Linked DNA regions of Homo sapiens: region 2 is linked to region 1. The links are chromatin contacts, found by Hi-C or POLR2A ChIA-PET in ENCODE. All regions are on one chromosome and are shown on one strand. The core of a region is the stretch at or near the end of the contact, and the rest is flanking DNA. Distances in the headings are between cores, read along the strand shown. Region 1 holds the start of LAPTM4A (lysosomal protein transmembrane 4 alpha). Region 2 overlaps WDR35 (WD repeat domain 35).

The links. A loop is a pair of places that touch in the nucleus more often than their neighbours do. ChIA-PET counts read pairs that join two places held with the same protein, here RNA polymerase II (POLR2A). Pooled maps may share reads with other maps.
Region 2: a loop to region 1 is called in a pooled map, with 3 times the contacts of the local background. The contact joins the enhancer-like site here to the promoter of LAPTM4A in region 1. A Hi-C loop is called at or near these places in 1 of 50 pooled maps. POLR2A ChIA-PET finds 5 or more read pairs at or near these places in 4 of 52 experiments (CD8-positive, alpha-beta T cell, Panc1, activated CD4-positive, alpha-beta T cell and 1 more).

The regions. Positions count from the first base shown.
Region 1 is chr2:20,048,999-20,053,516 of GRCh38, forward strand. It overlaps LAPTM4A (lysosomal protein transmembrane 4 alpha), which reads right to left and starts at 2,630. Exons shown (of 7, transcript NM_014713.5): 1 at 2,412-2,630. The coding sequence starts at 2,522. LAPTM4A-DT (LAPTM4A divergent transcript) reads left to right here and starts at 3,139. Exons shown (of 5, transcript NR_187142.1): 1 at 3,139-3,496. RefSeq lists enhancers at 1,766-1,905, 2,441-2,640.
Region 2 is chr2:19,931,501-19,936,018 of GRCh38, forward strand. It overlaps WDR35 (WD repeat domain 35), which reads right to left. Exons shown (of 27, transcript NM_020779.4): 21 at 3,971-4,103; 22 at 1,901-2,011; 23 at 783-947. Among named protein-coding and RNA genes, the nearest start is that of TTC32, 32 kb to the left of the region's middle. RefSeq lists an enhancer at 1,978-2,027. Within about 2 kb of position 1,916, at least 6 of the 41 ENCODE cell types and tissues checked have a DNase peak (open chromatin) inside an H3K27ac peak, as active enhancers do; they include Panc1, where a contact is called at or near this core.

The DNA of each region.
Region 1 (4,518 bases), core at 1,380-3,879:
ACAAAACCAATGGCCTTTTTCCAGTACTTATTCTGATTAGAATCTGATATTACTGATCACCTTCTCCTCCTCCTCATCACTGTACCATATGTTTTTCATATCTGTGCTCCAAGTTTGTGATACCATAAATATCTTAAGGGCAGATGCTGTGTTAGACAAGAAACATTTGAGAGTCTAGCACTTAGCAGGTAATAGGAAAACAAGGCAAATGACACATGGCCCCTGTGATTTATTCCTTTTGTTTGTCCACCAAAGCCTTTTACACTGCAGGTGGTCAGTAAATCTCTTAATCAATTTAAGACAGGTCAAACGATTTAAGAAGTTTACAATAAAATGTTTTACACTAATCTGAGAAGTCTATGCAAAGTAAGAACAGCTATGGCATCTTTTTAAAATTGTGAAACTAAAGCATGGTCTTCAGAGGTATGTGAACCCTTCTCACAACAAGGGCTTAAAGTAGGGAACAGATGTAAACTCCTCACTCCCTATTTTGTAAGAATAAGCGCCCGTAATGAAGTTTTTCTCTCTGCATTTTGAGTTTCCTGTTTGTAGTTCCCACTTTATCCTGCTATTCTATTCATTTTCTAGCTGAGCCCACAGCATCAAAAAATCTGCCTGAGAAAAACTGAAAAGAAATACAGCCAATTACATTCGGATGGTTGAAATAGAAATGGTGGTATTCTCTTCTTGAGGAGTTAGGAATCCTTTGTTCTGTGAGTGGAGGGAAGGATCTGAGAAGAAACAGGAAGACTAAGACTGCAGGAGAGAGCCAGGTCGATGGATTCTCTTAGTTAAATAGGAAAGAAAGTCATCTTCTGGGGGTGAGGAAGACGGAATTGAGTAATAGCCTTGAGGATCCTCAAGGTTTGAATTATTCATTTAGGGAAATAGAAGACAGAGCTAAGGACAAACAAAAGAAATGAGACCCAGCCCCTCAGCAAAATGGAGAAGCTATAAAAGGAAGTTAGAAACATAATGCAGCTGATGGTCATTAACTCTATGTTTAGTATTCCAAATCAGTTAAAATACAGAACGAAAGAGTCTCTGAGGGAAAATGTGATATAGTTCTGTCAATAAGGCGGTATTTCCGAATATAAAAGTACAGGAAACATGAAAATAAACTCAGCACAAGCAAACCTACACATTCGTGTTGTTTTTTAAATGTACATCAGAAACAAGACGGTAAAAAACAACAGGGCAGGTAGCAGTCATGTGGAGTCAGGTAGTCCCCCGGGGGTGGGCCATGAAACAGTATCTGCCTCATTTAAGATGATTCTCATCTGGCGTTTGTCCAAATGCTTACTAATGATTTCAAGTCAATGAGTGGGGAGAAGCAGCAAGTACAGAGAAAACAGATTGTGTCTGGGATAACTCTCTTCCTCTTTTGCAGTTAAGTATCAAAAACTGCACAGTATCACCAACGTCACCCACACAACCACATTCGCGAAGTCATTAAAGTGGCCAAGTCGACCATGTAGGAAGTTTGTCACGGCTTCGGCAAAATCATAATAACCTAAAACTACCTAAACTGAATCCCATATTTGGAAGTCATAGACAAGTTAGGTTTAATGTGCATGGATACTATAAATGGTGAATTACAAAAGAAAAAATCACAAACTTATTACTAGTGAATCACCAGGCAACAACAGTGTCAACTTGGTTAGGACAGAATCACACAGATCTTGGAACCCAGGAGATACCGGGGTAGGTGGCCAGGATGGAGAGGGCTCTCAATAAAGGTCTCTGTAAAAACAGCCGGTCGGCTACGAAAAGCACCTACTGCGCAGGGAGGAGGCTGCACCAGGACAAAAGCTGGTCAGGCGTCAACTCAGGCAAAAGCTATCGCCCCCAAGCGATTCTGGAGATGCAAGAGAGGCATGAAACAAAACAAAGTCCAAGAAACGCGGACAACCGGGTTACCGCTGGATCTTTCGCTTTCCCAACGGGAAGACCAATGTCGAAACTAGACTGCGTTTACCAAGGTCCGCTCCTAATTATTTCATTAGAGGAAAAAATTCCAGGGAGCACTGGATAGGAGGAAGGGAGATGCTGCCTTTCAGATCGTAGAAATACAACAAGAACCAAAACAGAGGAATTCCCACCAAATCCTACCACCCTCGTCCCTTCGCCTGCAAAGCCTCTGCTCTCCCAAGCCCGCTTCTCTCCTCAAATTCTTGCCAAAGAACAATCTCCCCATGCTTACCACCGCCCCCCGCTCCCCCGACTCCGATTCCTGAACAAGGTTACTTTCCCAAAGTCCTTGGACTTCATCCAGAGTTGGCGCGCCTTAAAAAGCAGCGCCCCTCCAAGTCCCCGCCCCACCCAACACCCCGTTTCCAGTCTCACCCCCTCCGCACCAGGCCCCGCTCCCCAGGCCCCCCGGACATACGCGCCACGCCTGCCCGCCTTACCATGTACCAGGTCCCCAGGATGATCGTCCCGGTGCGGACATGGCAACAGCCGCAGCACCGGGTGCTGTAGAACCGGTCACTGCGGTTCCGCTTGAAACTCATGGACACCATCGTAACAGGCGGGCCTCCTTCTTGGCCGGGCCCCTGACAAACGTTCTCCACCCGCAGCCAAACTCAAACGGCTGTTTCACGGCCTCCAAAACCCAACGACGCGTCTTCAAACCCGCCCCCGGCTCGTGCCCCTGCCAGCTTCTTCGCGCCTGCGCACTGAGCGCAGCGACTTCGGCTTACCCACCCCTCTTCCTCCACACAGGCCAATGGGGAGCGGAAGGCTGGATGGACCGGACTTCTGATTGGAAGAACTTGGGGATTGACAAGACCTCACGCCCAATTAGAAGTGCAACTCGCCTCAGCGAGTCTCCGCCTGTTACGCGAAGGCAAGGGCTGGTTCTCGGGCCTAGGATAGTTGGGGATAGGTATGTCCCCGTAGTGCACTATTCCCGAGATGAGACCCGCAAGAAAAGAGGCATTTAATGGAAAAAGGGAGACACGAGACAGCGCGGATGGCAGAAAGCGGGCACAAGGGGCTTTTCTGAGCAATGTGTGCCACGTACTGGATGGGAAGCGTCACAGGCTGATAACGTGACCTTTGCGCGCAGCTCAATTATTGCGCGGGCTGGGGGCGGGGCCTGCGGGGAAGGGACAGAGCCAAGCCCAGCCTTGAGCCATCCTCGCCCCTGTGGCGGAAATGGGAGGGTGCCTGGAGGAGTGGAGGGATTGGATTTACACCCTCTTTTCCCTCCGAAGCCTCCTTGGTGGGGGCGAAGAAAGACCATCCAACCCTGCCAAAGGCAAAAGGATTAAGGATAAATGAAAGCAAGATAATGTAGAAGAACTACTTAGCTGCTGGGTTTTTGGAGATGAGTGATTTTTTTTTGTAGGGAGAAATTATGAAACACATTGAAATGGACAAAAAATTACTGAATGTCTTCAATGAAAAAACAGCCATAGTTTGGCACACCGTCCCGGGCATTCTGTTGCTAGAGGGGCTGTCCGCTTTTCTTTGTGGTGCTCTGCACAACTCGGTAAGACCCCTCGTATTGTTATCTTACCCTTCCTTGGGAAAAGCCATTTTGCATCGATTTGTAAATTCATTCCCCAGTCCTGATTCAACAATATAGATGGGTGCTTTAAATTCTGCTTAGAGCTGGTTCTAACAGCTTACTGGTCCCCGGGTTAATGAGTAAATAAATTTTTTACACGTGTTCATTTTGTATTTCTGTGAGACCTGTGACTTCACCGTTAAAAAATGTATTTATCATTTAATGCTTTGGTAAACACACTTCTTTTCAGAGAATAGAAAGGGCTTCCCTTCTGCCAGGGCATATTCTTAGCCAGAGACCACACTGAATTCAGAGTAAAGGTTATTTCTTTGGCATGGCTTCTTTGAACACTGCCTGAAATTATGTATGTATTTGTTGATTATCTCCCCAATAAAATACAAATTTTAGGAGAGCAGAGACTATTCACCACTGAAGGAGTTGTCCATGGAGCTTATTTTCAAACCATCTGGGAAGCAGTAGTTAAGCCCGCCCACGCTAAAGGATGGGGTGTGGCTGGCTAACTCAGAATGAATTATGACATTTCTCTACTTATGTAGGGAGTAGATTATCTTAACCCCGCCCCACAATTTCGTATCCCTTATTTTGTTCTAGGCACAGATCCAATCACTTTATTTTCAATCATTTCATTCCTACAACTAACTGAGATAGGTACTCTTACGTTATTTAACTCTACAGAGAAGTTAAATTACATATCCAAGATTGCAAGGCCAGTGTCACAACTGAGATTAAAACCTGTTGTGCCAATAGTTTCCAAACTTTGCTGCACATTGGCATCACCTGAGGATCTTTACTAACCACTGATGCCTGCTTACTATTCCAGACCTTCTGATTTAACTGTCATGGGTGAGACCTGGGCATTGACATTTTTAAAATGTCAATTTTAAAATTAGGTGATCCTAATGTGCAGCACTGTTATTCTGTCTTGATATGAAATGTGGCAGACAGAAATAAATACAATACAATAAAAAAGAATACAAAGATAA
Region 2 (4,518 bases), core at 666-3,165, 120 kb before region 1:
AAAAAGGAGGAAAATCAGTAAGATGGAATATAAATATCACCTATTTAAGATAAATATTTTAAAACCTATCTTCTTTTCATTAGTACCTATTCGTATTTAGTTCTTTCCTTAGTATTTAGCCCTAGGAGTTGGAATTCAGATCACTCTTAGAAAATGAGAGGTGCTGTTAGATAACTAAATCAGAATAAAGAAAGTATTGATGAAATGCTGGTATTTTCCATAATACAGAGATTTTTAAAATAATGTTCCAAGTACACAAAGATATGATAGTGTTAACATGGTGCATCCTTCAGAAGCTGAAACTTATTTAAATGATTTTAAGAGATATTTTTCCTTTTTCATTAAATCAAATGGGAATAGAATAGAAGGTAAAATGTGTATACATTAATACTGTACTAATTATCTTCCCTCCAAATAAATATTATGTAAAGCGTAATATTTAAAACTTGTACATTTAAAAGAACTTAAAACTCTATTATCAACAAAATTTAATTCCCTGTTGTAGAAATTTGTACTTTGCAGTCTCAGTAATTTCTTTAACTCTTTGTTAACTCCAGTATTCAACATACAATTGTTTAGGTATTAGTAAGTTGCTAATATTAATAAACATCTTTGTTGGTAAAAGGCAATAATACTAAAATAATGTATACAGAAGCAATAAAACCAGAGTGGTTTTGCTGTAATAAATATTTGTTTCCAAAGAAAATGGAGAATATGCTCTTTCATATATTAAAATATTGTGACTGGAACAAATCAACTATTCACCAAGATTTTTACATTACCTTAAACATCAGTTTAGCTGCATCAAAAAAGTAATTGGCTTTCCGATAGAGTTCTATGGCATCAAGAGTTTTATTCTTTTCCAGTAAATGAGATGCATACCTAGCTAACAGAGATCCAATTTCTTTCATACTATGATTTTTAGCCAATTCAACAGCTTTGTTCCACTAGGAGAAAAATTACACCATTCAGTCACCCAAGTATTTACAGTCACATATATCATAAAATTCACACAAGAAAGCTTTAAGTTTATAGTAAAAACACTATTTCAAAATTAAAAACTGGTATGTTTTAAAAATAGCATTTAAAATCACAGCAACATAAGTCCTATAAGCATAAGTCAAAATGATTAAATGATCTCTAAGACTCTGATTTGCTTAAGAAATACATGTGAAAATGAAAGTTTCAAAGTTTATAATCATATTAATCTTGTAATTCTAATCTTACAAAACTTCAAGCAAGAAAGATACACTTGTTTATATGTTATAGTAAAACAAAATATGCAATTTCAGTTGTGAAAATGTCCTATCAGATTTGACATTTAAAAATTATTTTTATAAAGCAAAAGGGGTTTTAAAAAATAAGAAAAATATTAAAAGAATACATTAATAGTCAATAGTTTCTATAATAACGCTGTACTTTTAGTTTAATTTCAGCTCTTAAAAATATCAAATGTATGTTTTCTATAAAGGAAAAGGAAAACAGATTTGCCAAAATAAATATTGATAAAGTAACTCAATTCCTTCCTCAGGCAATGACCAACCATTAACTGGTCCTTCTTTGGAAACAAAACCCAACCCTAACAAAATGCAGAAAATTATGAAATTACTTCCAGACAAAAACTTGCCAGACTAAAAGCACAAGGTTTGTTCATGCTCCCATACTGAGCTGGTTATAAGTGGGTCACCCCTCATGGTAGCACTTTAAGAGGTAAGTGCAACTTTCTTCATCCTCAATTAAGAGAATACCCGCCTGGCTCCTTTCATAAAATTCACGTCAGGCTCTCCAACCCTTACATTGGCAATAATCTTTAAAAGATCACTAGGGTGACTTTAACCTTGCTTTGACTTAAAAATTCCTAAGACAATAAGCTGCACAGACAGAAAGTTTCAGTTCCTACTTGGTTGAGATGTACGCAGGTATCTACTGCTGCCTTTGGTTGACTACATTTCAAAAATGCAGTCACTGCTTGTTCACACATTCCAACTCTGACAAACATTTGTGCTATTTCCTGTACAAACAAAACAATACTATCAGATTTCACAGACCAAGGAAATTACTTATATTTTAATTTAACAAAACTCCGTAGGGACGTATGAGTATTAAATTTACTGGTAGTTACAGATTTTTCTTGTAAACAGACGCAAGGGCAGAGGGTACAAATGAGAATGGATGCTAAGGCATCACTTCTATAAATCCAGAGCTTCACTGGCTCAGGCTGTGGATCTGATTTTTAACGAGGCCCTGAAGACACTGCACTCCTTTCTTATCTCAGTTCAGTAGCTAGTATACAGAAATGTCAAGCTCCAAAACAAATCCCCCACCAGTGGGTGAAAAAAGCCTTTATATCAATTGGTGGTATACTCAGTGCTAATTATTAACTAGAGACTTAAGGGAAATCTCACATTCACAGAGCCCTCAAATACCTCTATAAAGAAATGTCCTAGAGAAGTCTGCCATTAATCAGTTCAGGAAGCTAGACCCAAAACAGAGCTCTCTTGGAAAGTGGTGGCAGCGAGGAAGAACCACCACCACCACCACCACCACCACCACCACCACCACCACCACCACCACAAAAAAAAATCCTACTTGTTCAGCTGCACTGGCCATTTTCAGAACATCATTTTTTTTCTTTCAGAATATCTAATTAGCCAGAGGTTTTCCCTCCCCAACCCTTCTACAATATGTTTGGAAGTATGAAAGTATATTTTATATCCAACTTTTAAAACAATGCTTATATTTTTCTGATTATAAGGGAATACATTCTATCTGTAAAAAAAATTACAAAACATGAAAAAGTGAAATTACTCATAATCTTATCATTCATAAGAAACCTCTCTCAATACTCTGGTGCAATTTCTTAACATCTTTGTCCTTTGAATATATATGTATATGTTTGTGTTGTACACAATCACACAATACACAATTTTGTATCCTGTATTTCCTACTTAAATATTATGTACACCTTCCCATATTATTAAAAATTCTTCTATAACTCTATTTAAAATTTATAATACTAAAATTTTTACTATTTTAGTTATTTAATTATCATTATAGTTATAATTACTTAGCATTTACTCAGGAATATTACTATTCTGGATACCCTACAGCAAAATGTTTATCGGCATCATCAGACACATCTAACAGACAACACTAACGGAGTATACACTCTTCCCTATACCCAGGGTTCTAAGTAATTTCAGTTTCTTTCCTACTCAAGAAAACCCATAGGATTGAAAATAAGGGTGAGTGAAAATACCATTATTACAGAGATAGCCGCTCAAATTCACAATAGGGAAAACTGAATTACCGTAATTCTATACTTATCTATTAACTAATAGGCAAAATTTTTGAAGCAGAACTCACAACTGATATACATCCAGACTCTGCAGTTGAGAGCTGCTAGCTCTACAAGTATTGTACGGCTCAGTGATTCACATATTAAACACATAAAATACAAACTTATTTACAGTATTCAACAATTAATTAAGAGGCTCTAAAAGAACATTTGAAAGCAAGAGAACTCTTTCCATTTCTCTTTTAACTTGAAATACTTTATTGTTAATATAACATAATAAAAGTTGAGCTATCTTTTTAAACTTAAGTTATAGCAAATTTCAAACAATTTCAGATTATTTTGAAGCAAATCCCTAGCAACATATCATTTCATCTGTAAATATTTCATGTATTCAGCTAACATTTAAAAAGTAACTTTATAAATCTTAACAGACTACACAAGACTGTGATCATATTAAAGTAGTAAGAATGTGACTGACTTTTCCTCCTCCATTTTCAAGCATTCTATATTATTTATATATTACTTTATAATTAAAAGCATCATTCCATGTCTAAGAAACTGTAACATTATAGATTTTTAATTTTCTTTATTGTGGGAGATATTTCCTGACTATAACATAAAATTTTATAAAGTAACCTAACAATTCCAAAAACTAAAATTTGCAATACCTACTGGAAGTAACTTGTGGTTTTCTGGAAGTGAAATGGCAAGGTTCTCTAACCCTTCATAATCCTCTAACATATAGTAACATTCAGCTAAGCGTTCCTGGTTCCGTCCTTGTACATAATATTGTACAGCATTCAACCTACAGAAAGAAAAAAGGAAAAACTTTTAAAACTAATGTGAATCTCCTGATAAATAAGCACTTTCAACCAAAATGTTCCTTCATCATAATTCCCAGTACTAGTATTACTGTTCATTATCTTCAGCTTCAGAATAACTTTCAAACATATAAATGGGGAAAAAAATCTAAAGCATATTCTAGTTGTAACATTCCTTGACTATTCTTAAGAAATACCACCGCTTTACTCCCAAACACTGACATAAATAAGCATACTAATCAAAATGAAAAGAAAAGCCAATGATTTCTGAAAATAATATATAATAAAGCAAATAAAAACACTTATTAAACTTTGTTCAAAAATAAAACATAAAACACCTTAGAATTATATACTGTAGGCTCAAACAGAAAGCTGCATGGAGCTAAGTACAAGTTTTGT